Linked DNA regions of Homo sapiens: region 1 is linked to region 2. Evidence: chromatin contacts called from ENCODE Hi-C or POLR2A ChIA-PET data. All regions are on one chromosome and are shown on one strand. The core of a region is the stretch at or near the end of the contact, and the rest is flanking DNA. Distances in the headings are between cores, read along the strand shown.

Region 1 (6,531 bases), core at 3,086-5,585, 460 kb before region 2:
AAATGTACTTATTAATAATTTATAACTTTTAGGAAAGCACAGAGAATAGCCTAAGAAATAGCTATGCACCCACCACCACTCCACCACATTGAATCCTAATCTATATTATATATATTTATGTATATGATTTATATATATGTGTGTACATATATATATATATATTTTTTTTTTTTTTTTGAGACAGAGTCTTGTTCTGTTGCCCAGGCTGGAGTGCAATGGCTCCATCTTGGCTCACTGCAACCTCTGCCTCTGCCTCCTGGGTTCAAGTGATTCTCCTGACTCAGCCTCCCGAGTAGCTGGGATTACAGGCTCCTGGCACAACGCCTGACAAATTTTTGTAATTTTAGTAGAGTCAGGGTTTCACCATGTTGGCCAGGCTAGTCTCCAACTCCTGACCTCAAGTGATCCACCCGCCTTGGCCTCCCAAAGTGCTGGGATTACAGGTATGAGCCACCACGCCTGGCCTTGAATCCTAACATTTTTCTGTATTTGCCCCAGCCTAGACTCATTCCTCAAACCTGTTTGGCAGGAGCTACACTGTCACCTGGGTGTTTAGAAAGAAGGTCGTTGGATCCAGAATGCCCAAGGTGAACTACTGGTTCCACCACTACTAGCTGGTGACTTTATCAGTTAGTTCCTCTCTAGGGTTTACTTTCTCCATCTGTAAAATGGGACTTACAGAGGTACCCCTTCTGCAGAGTTTTGGTGAGAATTAAATTAGGTAATGTAAGTAAAAGTGAGCATAGTAAGAGTTCAATAAAAGCAGCCACTGTTATCACTCTCATTCCTCCTCTCCTCCCCAGGGCTTTGTATCCCCCATCCGAAGGCTGGTGTTCCCCAAGGCCGGGCGCCGGGCAGCCTGTAGGAGCAGCGTGAGCCGCCGGCCCCTGCACTCGATGCCCCTTTATCCCCCCGACTACCTCATCGACCCCCAGATTCTGCTGTGTGACTACCTGGAGAAAGAGGTCAAGGTGCGTGCAGGATGAGAAGGGGTGGGAAAACCTTGGGGTGAGGAGACCTTCACTTCTCCTTGACACCAAGTTCTGATCAGCCGTATCTCACACAGGGGAAGTTGTGGCTCATTGGAAAGAGGCCTGGGTTCATGTCAGCCTTGCCCCCACCTTCAGCAAGTGACCTCCATCTGCTGAGCCTCCTCAGTGTTCCCATCTCAACATGAGGCTCAAAACCTACCCCCAGTGGAGAGTGGATGGGAGAGTGTTCTGTGCGTGGAAAAGTCCTATCTTTTGTCAACTGACATAACAGAAAGGGAGACTCACTAAAAGAAAATGATGTTTACTCAGGAATAGGCATTGCAATGGGAATATGCGTGCCATAGTAAACTGTGTATTCAGGAGGTAAAGGAAGGCAAAGGTTTTTAAAGGAAAAGTGAGGAGGATTACATAATTGTTTTGAGATAATTATACCTGGCTGCAAGGATCAATAACAAGGATGGCACCATTTCCAAGTTGGATGAGCAGTTGCTGTCCTTGCAGGAATATGTGTGTGTGTGTAAGGTTGTGATGGCCTTTGTGCAAAGTTGTAGTTTTTACAGTCTTTTTGATAGTTCTTGTTATCAGGCGTTCATGCATGAGAATCCTCCCTCCTATTTGTCAGGGCTTTTAACACAAGTGACTCCATTCTGATTGACAACTTTGACATTTCCCATGAGATTTTACTGCAGTGACCTTGCTGTTACTCGGACAGCGTCCAGATTAACAGCAAAACACAAAGGACTTCCACCACTTAGGAGCTGTACTTCTTTTTTTTTTTTTTTGAGACAGAGTCTCATTCTGTCTCCCAGGCTGGAGTGCAGTGGCACGATCTTGGCTCACTGTAACCTCCGCCTCCCGGGCTCAAACAATTCTCCTGCCTCAGCCTCCTTAATAGCTGGGACTACCGGCACGCACCACCACACGCAGCTAATTTTTTTGTATTTTTAATGGAGCTGGGGTTTCACTATGTTGGTCAGGCTGGTCTCAAACCCCTGACCTCAGGTGATCCGCCCACCTTGGCCTCCCAAAGTGCTGGGATTACAGGTGTGAGCCACCACACCTGGCATGAACACCATGAAGAGGAAATGATGGATCTTCATTTAGCCTAAAAAGATTGATATGGGGGTAGGGTTGTCTGAACTGGCAAACAATAAGCCACCTAGTAAAATCTGAATTTCAGATAAGCAATGAATACTTTCTTAGCATAATTATGTCCCAAATATTGCAAGGGACTAAAAATACTAAACAACTTAAAAATTATTGTTGATCAACGGCCAGGCACGGTGGCTCACACCTGTAATCCCAGCACTTTAGGAGGCCGAGGCGGGTGAATCACGAGATCAGGAGTTCAAGACCAGCCTGGCCATCTTTTAGTAGAGATGGTGAAACCCGTCTCTACTAAAAATACAAAAAATTAGCTGGGTGTGGTGGTGGGTGCCTGTAATCCCAGCTACTGGGGAGGCTGAGGCAGGACAATCGCTTGAACCTGGGAGGCAGAGGCTGCGGTGAGCCGAGCTCACACTGCTGCACTCCAGCCCGGGCGACAGTGCGAGACTCCAGCCCCCCCACGCCCGCCAAAAATTGTTGTTTTCAAGTTCAAATTTAACTGGCATCCTATATTTTATCTGGCAACCCTATATGGAGGGAAAAACTAACAAATAAATCTGCTTAAAAATTGAGGGCTGAAATTTGATAAAGAATAAAAAGAAGAGAAAATGTTTGATTGGTGGATTCACCTAGAGGAATAGAACTAAAAATAATTTTTTAAAAGTTGGCCAGGCATGGTGGCTCACACCTGTAATCCCAGCACTTTGGGAGGCTGAGGCAGGCTGATTACTTGAGGTCAGGAGTTTGAGGGCAGCCTGGCCAACATGGTGAAACCCCGTCTCTACTAAAAATACAAAAATTAGCTGGACGTGGTGGCACGTGCCTGTAATCCCAGCTACTCAGGAGGCTGAGGCAGGAGAATCGCTTGAACCCGGGAGGCAGAGCTTGCAGTGAGCTGATATCTTGCCATTGAACCCCAGCCTGAGTGACACTGAGACTATCTCAAAAAAAAGTTAACTATTATATTGAGTAACATTTAAGTGCTAACATTAGGATATAAGAGTAAAGGAAAAATTTGTTGATTTAGTGCATCATTTTTCCTGACAAAATGGTATACTAATTTGATCCAACATTCTTCCCTTTCCATTTGACTTCTGCAACAAGACCATAAGGAAGGCAAGTGATTTGCAATTCCTTTGACAATGATGCTTGGGGTAGAGAGAGCCACTCAGGCCAGAGGAAATTTACAGGTGGTCAGTTCTTTCAAGCTGTTATAATAACTTTTGCTTCCCTATGGAATCTTATAGCTAGATGACTATGTGTTAAGGCAATATAAGCCAGCAGTTGAGAGTGTGGGCTCTGGCATGTGGATCCCAGTTTGATCCTCTCTAGCTATCTAATCCTGGGCAAGTTCTTTAGTTAGCCACACCCTGCCTTGGTTTTTCTCATCCTTAAAGCAAGGGTGAATGAGTGAATATATAGAGAGCGCTCAGAACTTTGCCTAGCTTCTATTAAGGGCTCAGTAAAAGTTATTATCAGGTATATTAATTCATGTATTTCTATCTCAATCTATCCGCACTGCATCAATGAGAAGGCCAGGGTTCTTCAAGGTTTCAGGGTGACATCTCTGTGTCCTTCTCTCACCCCGATTTCCATCCAGTTCCTGGGCCACCTTACCTGGGTGACTTCCTCACTGAACCCCTCCAGTCGGGACGAGCTCCTGCAGCTGCTAGACACCGCCAGGGTGAGACTCTGGGGAGGGAGGAGGGCAGGATCTCGCTCCCTTCTCCCTCTTCTACCTGCGGACCTCGGGAACTCGAGATCTGCCCCTCCCTGCAGCAGCTGAAGGAGCTGCCGCTGAAGACCACGGCGGAGCAGGACAGCATCCTGAGCCTGTCTGCCCGCTGCCTGCTGCTCACCTGGCGCGACAATGAAGAGCTCATTCTGCGAATCCCTACGCACGAGATCGCCGCCGCCTCCTACCTGCAGGACGACGCGCTGCACCTGCTAGTGCTCAAGACCGGTGCGGCGGGAGGGGGCGGGGGCGGGGGAGGGGCGGGGGCGGGGGCGGGGGAGGGGCGGGGGCGGGGGCGGGGCAGGGGCAGGGGCAGGGGCCGGAGGTGTGCGGATGGAGAAGGAGAGGGACCTGCGGCGGGGGCAGAGGAGATGGAAAAGGTCTGACCATACTACCCTGAGACTAGGGGCAGGCCGAAGAGGCTCTGGGAAAGCAGACAGGGCCTGAGGTTGAGGATGAAGGTGGGTGGCCTGAGCCACTACACTGAGGCCAGGTGGTGGAGCACTAAGAGGGTGGAGAAGCCCAAGACCTAGGCCAGGGCTGGATCCGCAGTTACCACCCGGCTCTGAGGCTAGAGTGGACCCTTGGGCTGGGGGCGGGGCCTGATTCCAGGGGCGGGGCTGAGGAGAGGCGGGAAGTCAGAATCCAAGGGGGCGGTCCCTGAAACCCGGGACTGGGTCCCCAGTTAAGGCTCCCTTGGGAGGGGACAGCCTGACCACCACCCTCTGTTCAGAGGGCAGGTCTGAGGCCAGGGGCGCAGGCGTCGTGGGGAGCGTGGAAGCCACCTGGCCAGACCACCGAGAGGCCAGGGGTGGAGACTGAGGCCGGGGGCGGGCCCGAAAGTGTGGAAGCGGAGTGGGCGGGGAACCGCCGCGCTACTTTAAAGCCGGGGGCGAGGCGGCGGTGGAACCCCAGAGCCGCGAGGTCAGGTGGCCAGCCGGCCTCGGCGGGGCGGGGGGGTCTCTGAGTCCCGATCCCCGCGGCTGACGGTCCCCCGGACTCTCCTAGGTCTGGGTGTGGACCCGGTGCCGGCCGGCGTGGATGCCAGCCCAGGCGGCGCAGGACGCGACCCCGGCCCGCCAGGCGGGGCGCCCGAGAAGCGGCGGGTGGGCACCGCGGAGCGGCGCCACACCATCTGCAGCCTGGACTGGCGGATGGGGTGGGGTGGGGGCGCCGCGGAGGCCCGGGCCGGGGGAGGCGGCGGCGGCAGCTTGGAGCGCCAGCGCGCCGGGGCGCGGGCGTCGGGCAGCTGGGAGCGACGGCAGACGTTCAGCGGCAGCTGGGAGCGGCGGCACGGAGGCGGCGGCGGCGGCGGCGGCGCGGGAAAGCCGGGCGGTAGCTGGGAGCGGAGGCAGGCGGGCAGCGGCGGGGGAGGCAGCTGGGAGCGGCGCCACCCCGGCCCCAACCCGCTCGACCCGCAGGACCCCAGCCCCGACGCCTACTGCAACCTGGTCATCCTGGCTGTAGCCAACAGGGTGAGCCCGAGGGCAGCCTGCTCCCAAAGCCCGGCTTCGGGAACGCTGCTTCCCCGCCCCCACCTTGCCCCCGCCCCACCCACCAGGTTCCTAGGATCTGCCCCTGCCTTCTCCCTGCACCTGCCCCACCTAATGGCTCCTAAACTCCGGACCTGGACACCTCCAGGGCATCTCCCCTTGACTCCCTCAATGGGATGAACTCTCAAAATGGCCAAAACAAACTAGATCTAACCTCCAGCCCGTTCCTTCTCCAACGTTGTCAGTGTTGGCCCCACCACAGTAACATTCACGAGGACACTAATCACCAGCGTGAATCTAGGGCCAGCTCATGCCAGACACAGGGCTGCATCAACTCATTTAATTCTCACAGCAACCTCTGGAGGCAAATATTACAACTACTGTATTCCCATTCTATAGAAAAGGAAACCGAGATCCATAGGTGAAGTAACATAGGCAAGGTCACACAGGAAGCACGTGGTGGTTTTAAGATTCAAATCCAGTAAGTTCAGAGCCAGTACTCTTGGTAACTAAGATGGCCACCCAAGAGAGAAGCCTTCCTGCCATTCTTCCTTCCCCCTCCGTCTTCCCCTCTGCCTCCCCCATCCTCTTCATTCACCCTTGCTTTTATTCACCCGACCATGTTTCTTGAGTGCCAGCTCTGGGCTAGGCAATGGGCTAGGTGCTATGGATACAGACGTGAAAAAGACATCTGGTGTCCACCCTTAGGGAGCTCACAGGCGAGCAGACACCTTCAAGTTCTGAGCATTCTAAGCTTTTCCTCTGATCTTGGACCACCAGATCCCTCCGTATAAAAACAGTGGTGAATGAAACAGACATAGTTCCTGTCTAGATGGTGAGGCAGATAATAACCAGTAAACTCAGACACCACAGCTGTCTCTCTCCCCTTGAAACACTTCCTCACTTGGCTTCCAGCTCTCCACCTTTTCCAGGCTTTTCTCCTACCAAGCTGGTTCCTCCTCTTCTTCAGAAGTTGGAGTGCCCCAGACTTTGTCCTTGATCTTCTTCTCTCCTCCATCTATCCTTCATCTACCCATTTCTAGGTGATCTGCATCTGAAGATCTAACGACTGTTTCAAACCCAACACATCCAAAACTGAGCTCCAACCTCCTCCCCCAAAACCTGCCACTCCCTTGGTTTCCCTGTCACAATTAATAGCAGCTGTGTCCTTACATTGGTCAGGCCAAAACCTTGCTGTGGGCCT
Region 2 (6,678 bases), core at 277-2,776:
CCTTTACACCAGGCCTTGTTAGCTAGGAAAAGGGACCAGCAAAACTTCTGACCCACCTGTAGGTGCAGTGGGGAGACACTGTGGACACACTGCCTAGTCACCTAACGATGACTGCTTTCTCCCCAGCTCCCCAGGAAGTTTTCCCACAGCCTCCAGGGTTCTGCCATGTGGACCCCAGTTTTGTGAAAAGTGGTTCTAAGATTCTGATATCTTGACTGCTATAGCTTTTTTGAAAGACAGGATCTTACTGTCACATAGGCTGGAGTACAGTGGTGCAATAGTGGCTAACTACAGCCTCGACCCCCCAGGCTCCTGCCTCAGCCTCCCGAGGAGCTGGCACTACAGGCATATACCACCACGCCTGGCTAACTTTTAATTTTTTGTAGAGACAAGGGCTCACTATATCGCCCAGGCTGGCCTCGAACTCCTGGGCTCAAGTGCCTTGGCCTCCCAAAGTGCTGGGAGTGCGGGTGTGAGCTGCCACACCTGGCTGCGACAGCAAATTTTTTTTAAGTGAGAAATCAAGTCTATTAAGCCTAACTTTTCAAAAACACACAATACAAAAATAAGTTTTGGTCAGACTTACACAAACCCTTCAACACCCAGACTTTCAAGGGCTGAGGTAGAGAAGAAGACTTCCCAAGACCCCTCTGCAACCTGTCTGGCGCAGCACAGCCCAGTTCATGGGTGTAAGCCCCCCTAGCCGCAGATGGGCAGACTGTAGCTCCAGTCCCTCACTCACACCCTAAGCCAAGGCTGGAGAAGCAGGCTAATCACACAGGCAGTTACAAGTACACACAGATCAGAACCCGTCAACGACAACTGTGCAGAGGGGGAAAATACACCCAAGTCCAGAGGGCCATGCTGGAGGCACTGGTGCAGGTTTGAGAGTGGCCAAGGCCTCAGGCCTGCTCAGAGACCCAAGGTGCTCACTGGCTCACCCAGAGGTCACAGGGCGCTTTTTACTTTTCCCTTCAGGAATCTCAGATGAATTGAGGGCTATTTTCTCCCTTTCTGTTAACAAACTTCAACAAAACTTACATTAGAGAATAAAAGTGTGGGCTGGGTGTGATGGCTCACACCTGTAATGCCAACATTTTGGGAGGCTGAGGTGAATGAATTGCTTAAGGCCAGGAGTTCAAGACCCACCTGGGCAACACAGTGAGACGCTGTCTCTATTTACAAAAAAAAAGTGTGTGCAATCCATTACTTCTGGGTTCCCTCTCCCCAGTCCCCATGTGACTGGCCAGTCAGCTACCCCCTGGTTTCTCTAGCCTCTGCCCTTTGGACACCCTGAAGCCCGTGGCCTTGCCCACCCAGCAATCATTTATTCCAGCACCAAAGCCATCATGGGTCACAGGGTAACAGAGCCAAAGCCAAATGCTCTTCTGAAAAGGGAACTTAAGAGTTAGGCAGGCAGATGGGTAGCACCCAGTCAGCCTCTGGGACACACCCCAACCTGGGAGCCCTGCCTCTGGGGCAGAGGGAGAGGAGCTGACCAGACTCTCCCTGCTCTTATCTTCAGTCCAAAATTCATGGACAGGTTCAGTCTCTCTCCACCCAGCTTCTGAGGCCCTTCCTCTTCTGCATGGTAACTAGCACAACCACTGCCCAGCCCAGGAGGAGGAGAAAACGGGAGACCAGAGGGGAAATGGTGGAAATGGGCCTGTATCCATGGCTTGTAACTACGGGCAGGTGCTATCAGTAACCTGATTATTTTACAACTGGGGTCAATTTCTCTGGAACTGGGTTCCTGGTGCCTCTGAAGTTGAGCCATTTGCATCCTCCAGGACTTGGGATCCTGGGGCGTGCCTCACACGGTATTTTCCAGACCCTTCCTGAGAGCTGTAATTCTATCTCTACAGCTTGCTTGAGAAAGAAAAGGAGGAGGATTTGCTGAGAATTTAGTGCAATTTTAAGCCATAAGCCCTGACCAGGAGCCCTGGGTGTGTGTTTCAGAGGAGGGCAGGGGCAGGGATGTGCAGGGGATGTTTCTGGGCCAAGCAGGAAAGAGACCCCTCTCTATACAGCCCCCAGGCTTGTTCGACAGGAGGCTAAAGCTCCCACTGGGAAGAACACCAGCCTCAGGGGGTTGCCCCAGCACCAGCTCTATCCCAAAGCGGAGTCTCTTCTCAACCCACTGGTGGGCCCCTCCTTCTGGACACCTGTAGGCCCCTTCCAGGCCCTGGACATTCTTCCACACGAGGCGACTCTCCCCCTTGTCTCCATGTCAGCGAGCATTACACACGCAGCCTTCTGAGCATGCCAAGAAGGTACTGAACCGCATGTGACCCCAACTTAACCACTTCAGTTCATCAGATGGCTTATTAATGGAAGACGAAAAACCCCCAGCATCTAAAGCAACAGGGGTTCAAATCCTTGTTGTGAAGGAGCCGCACACATGAAACAGGAGGGTGGTCTGAGCCACAGCTCCTGGGGGGTGTGGGGTCCCAAGGCTGTTGCTTCATGGCTACACCCCAAGCCCACCTAGCCACCAGGGAAGGAGGCCAGCCTTCCAGCACTCCCTGCACAATTCCACTCCTTCCTGCAAACATGCCTCCTCTGCTTACTAGCCATGCAAGCACCAGCTCTTCTGGGAAATATGAGGCAGGAAGGGCTGAGACACAGCCAATCACCTACCACACTGGAGGCATTCTCGCTCTCTCTCCCTCACACTCACTCACACGCACACTGTGTCTGTCAGAAGCGTATTCCCATCTACATGTGGTCCTCTGTTGTCCCTGCTGTCATAGACACCTGGATGCTGGAAGTGAGCATTTCCCACACCTTCCCACTGTATATCAAGTGGAAAACAGGCTTTTGTTCCTAAGCAAAGGCACCTGGCTGCTCCCCATCAGCATTCCTCACCACGAGGGCCTCGCTGGTACCCTCAGACCCTGCCATTAATGGGGGTTTCTTTAAAAGTGAAGCTGGAGAGAGGAGCTTCAGCAGACAGGGATCTTCCAGCCAAAAGGAAGGCTGGAAGGGAGCCGCTGTGAGCTAATCCCCTGCAGGGCTGTCCTTCCAAGAAAGGAACCCAGACAACACAGAAAAAGTTCTTGAGCAATTCCCAGGCGGTCCAGCTCCACAGAGCCCCAGGGTAGGGGCCGCAGGAAAAGTTCCCCAAAGGCGTCTTCTCAGCTGGGAGGAAGGCCGTCTTCTCAGCTGGGAGGAAGGCCGCAGTGAGCTCTGTTCCCACTGTGCGGCAGGAAGGTGCTGAATAGGGTGGTGTCGCCCAGCTCAAGAGGTGCTGTCTTAAAACCCTGCTCTATAAAGCAAGCCCAGCCTGAGCCTGGATTAGACAGGAGCTTGATATTATTCAAGGACACATTTAGGCCCTAATGGCTTTCCAATGAAGGGGTAATTTACTACCCGGGGGGCTAAACTACCACAGGGCCTGGGCCATAAACGGGCCTTTTCCCCAGACCAACTCAGTCCAGAATCCGGCCTGTGTCAGGGGTCAAGACAGGGGCCTGGTCCCATCACACAGATGGCTCTCCCCAGAAGAGCCATGAGGTCCCCCAAACACCTCTCCCCACACCCCCTTTGGTGTGTGTGAGTTGGTGGGGCGGGGCGGGGGGGGGGGAGCAGGCTGGGGTTGCCAGCTGATTCTGGGATAAGTAGGGCTTTATCTCAAGGGAGAATCTATTTCAAGCCACAATCCTTCTCAGAAAGAGGAGGAAATCACAGAGTCCAAACACCATTTCAGGTGAAATCAGGAGGTTATTCATCTCCCCTCAGAGCAGACAGAAAGGAAAATCAATGTTTTAGAGGGGGAAAAAAGGTTCCATTTGAATTAATGGGTTTGTGGCTTCTCCATTGATCTGAGCCTCTTCACACTTTCTTTTTGTGCTTTTGTGCTCTTGGGGAGAGGGGAGGGAGTAGGGAATGGGGAGGAGGGGGTGGGCCTCCCATAAGGAAAAGGACGGTCTAACCTTAACCTTTCTACAGGAATAATGCTAATTAGCGAGGCTTAATGAGAACTTCCCCCAGGAAGCGCAGCCCGGTAGGGGCGGCCGGACTCGGGCAAACGCAGCTCCGGGTGGGAGCAGGGTCACTTCTGCTCCCGAGCGGCTGGAATAAAAATGCGGATTGCACTCCCCCCTCCTCCCTATCCAAAGTGTCCAGCCTTGAAGACAAGGTGGAGGGAGGAGAGAGAGGGCGGAGGTGTAAATCCAACTTAACCCCTGCGCGCGCCCTCGAGGCGGCCGGCTGCCCCCGCCCCGCCGTGTCCCCTCATTAAGGAAGGCCCCTTCGCCAGGGGCCGCCAACGCCCGCGGCTTCCGGTCAGACGGTGCACCTGAGAGGGACACCCCGTCCCCTCCCGGGAGGGACCCGGGCCTGCTGAAGTGGGCTCAACTCTGCAAACCGCGTCTCAACTCCCCGCGCCGCGCCGGGGAACCCCTCCCTGACACTCAACGCTTCCCGTCCTCACATCCCCAAACACAGTCCACTTCCCTTCTCGTGGCGGCCGCGGCAACCCGAGCCCGGCCCCCGCCCCGCCGCCAGAGAACGCCTCCCTCGCCGGGACGCGGTGCCGAGCCCGCTGCACACCGAGCGGCCGTGGCACAATACCGCGGCGCTGCGCGCACAATCACCGCCCCCCAGGACCCGCGGCGCGCACCCCGGGAGTGGGGTGCGCCCCGCGACCCTGGGCGCTCAGGGCCAGACACACCTCTTGGGCGCCCCGCGGCCCCCACAGTGCAGCCTTCATCGCCCCCCCTCCACTCTCGGGCACACTCACCCGCCCCCCGCCCCAGCCCACTCGGCCCAGGGCGCAGCCGCTCCCCCGCGCCCCCTCCCTCAGCCCCGGCAAAGGAAGCTCCCCCTGCGCCCCCCTCCCCAGAACCGCCCCCAGCCCCTCGCCCCCCTAACCGCAGCTCAACGGCCGGCGGCAGCAGCCGGAGAAGGGGGGCGGCGGCCCGGGCCCCGGAAACGGCCCGATCGCCGGGATCCGGGCCGGACTCCGTACCTGGGCTGGAAGCGAGGCGGAGATGGGCGGTCGGGATCCGCGAGTGAGCGGGGCGGGCGGCGGTGACAGCCCCACAGCTCCAGCTGCTGCTGCTGCTGCTGCCGCCGCGGCTGCCCGGGGAGAGGGGCTGGCACCACCGCGGCGCGTCACTGCCCGGCCCGGGGGCGGGGGTGGCCAGGAGGAGGGCCCAGGCGAGCAGCGGCGGCAGCGGCGGCGGCGCCGCGGCCCGGAGGAAGGGGGAGGGGGCACCGGGCACGGGGAGGCGGGAGAGGGGGCGGGACCGGGCACGGGGCGGGGGCGGGGGGGAGGGGAGCGCAGGGAGGGCGCAGGCAGGGGGAGTAGGAGGAGCAGCAGGAGGAGGTGGCGGAGGGGCGGGTGAGAGGGAGGAGTGGGCACGGGGGGAAGGGGAGAGAGGAAAAGGAGGCACCCAGGGAGAGGGGAGAGGAGAAAGGAGGGAGAGAGGCGCGGGGGGAGAAGAGGAGGAAGGAGGGGGAGCTGGGCCAGGTAGGGGGGGATAAGGGCGCGCTGGACGCGCCGCCGTGCGCTTCGGTGGGGAGCGCGCTCTTAAGGGGGAAGCGCTTCGAGGAAGATCCTTGCACGGGGCTGAGCCCGGAAAGAAGGCGCTGGGATCTGTGCCTACCCATCGCTCCCGGAGGCTGCGGTCTCTGGGTCCGGTGGGGGCTGGGGGGAGAGGGCACCCGGCGGGCTGTCTGCGGTCAGGCCAGGAGAGGGAGACTTGGCCCAAATAAAGTGACTCAGGCACCCTCAGGAACTCTCGGCGCCCGGGGCCCCTTCGGGCAGCCTTCGACCCCCATGCGTCTTTCGGGTCCCCAGGGACGCGGGTACTTGTGGGGCGGGGCTGCCGGGCCTCGGGGTTCGGCTCCCCCGGGCGGCCGGAGCGAGACCCCGGGCTGGGAAAGCCAGGCACGTGGCCGGCTCTCGGCCGTACCCCCGCCCCACCCCCACGGCAGGGCCCCCAGTGCTTGATCAAGTTCAAGCTCGAGCTCCTCGGCGCGCTGCCCACCGGCTGCCCCTCCGCGCCCCTCCCCCTTCCCCATCCGCACCGTCTCGCTCTTCACTCTTCCTTTGTCTCTTTCCCACCACTTAGTTTACACCCCCTCCGCCCTCCTCCCCGCCCCCCGCGGGCACCCGAGTGTCCGGGAGGCGCTCACCTGTTCGACCCAAACATCTACGCGACCCCCAGCGCCCGCCGCCCGCGTGCCCGCCCCCGCCCCGCCGCCGGTCATTGTGCTCCGCCAGCCCACACCGGGCCGGGTCCTGACGGCGCGCGAGCCACAGTTGTAAAGTAATAGGATAATCTCGGGGACGTCGCTCCAGCCCAGACCCGGGCACGCACTGTCCGTGGAGACGGCACCGCCGGGGAGGGGAGCCACGCGGATTCCAGATGCGGTCCCCCAGGCGGACAGACCCTTGCCCGGGGCGCAGGAGGAGGCAGGACTGGCATCGCGGGGTGGGAGCCCTGGACCTCCGAGCAACCTCGGACTCGGCCCGAAAAGCAACACTCTCATCACCAAACCGCAGAATTAGACCCCGATGGAGAAAATGGGTCAGGGGATCCATTCCCACCCCACCCCTCCAAATCCAGACCCTCCGCTACCACAGATCAGCCTCGAAAAAAGCTTGTGCTTCAACAAGGATGGGGAACTGCCCTCGTGGAATTCTGTGGGGAAATTGCCAAAAAAAAA

What was found. A loop is a pair of places that touch in the nucleus more often than their neighbours do. ChIA-PET counts read pairs that join two places held with the same protein, here RNA polymerase II (POLR2A). Pooled maps may share reads with other maps.
Region 1: a map of HCT116 shows a loop between it and region 2 (8-fold over the local background). The contact joins two enhancer-like sites. A Hi-C loop is called at or near these places in 1 of 168 maps with a recorded cell type or tissue (HCT116), 1 of 37 single-sample maps with no recorded cell type and 2 of 50 pooled maps. POLR2A ChIA-PET finds 5 or more read pairs at or near these places in 1 of 52 experiments (MCF 10A).

Annotation. Positions count from the first base shown.
Region 1 is chr20:32,014,101-32,020,631 of GRCh38, forward strand. CCM2L (CCM2 like scaffold protein) reads left to right here. Exons shown (of 10, transcript NM_001365692.1): 2 at 804-971; 3 at 3,700-3,783; 4 at 3,879-4,062; 5 at 4,843-5,309. Among named protein-coding and RNA genes, the nearest start is that of CCM2L, 6.9 kb to the left of the region's middle. RefSeq lists a silencer at 4,660-4,789. Within about 2 kb of position 4,336, at least 7 of the 41 ENCODE cell types and tissues checked have a DNase peak (open chromatin) inside an H3K27ac peak, as active enhancers do.
Region 2 is chr20:32,478,390-32,485,067 of GRCh38, forward strand. The region is part of intron 4 of NOL4L (nucleolar protein 4 like); the gene reads right to left. Among named protein-coding and RNA genes, the nearest start is that of NOL4L-AS1, 79 kb to the right of the region's middle. RefSeq lists silencers at 4,506-4,615, 4,976-5,135. Within about 2 kb of position 1,527, at least 5 of the 41 ENCODE cell types and tissues checked have a DNase peak (open chromatin) inside an H3K27ac peak, as active enhancers do.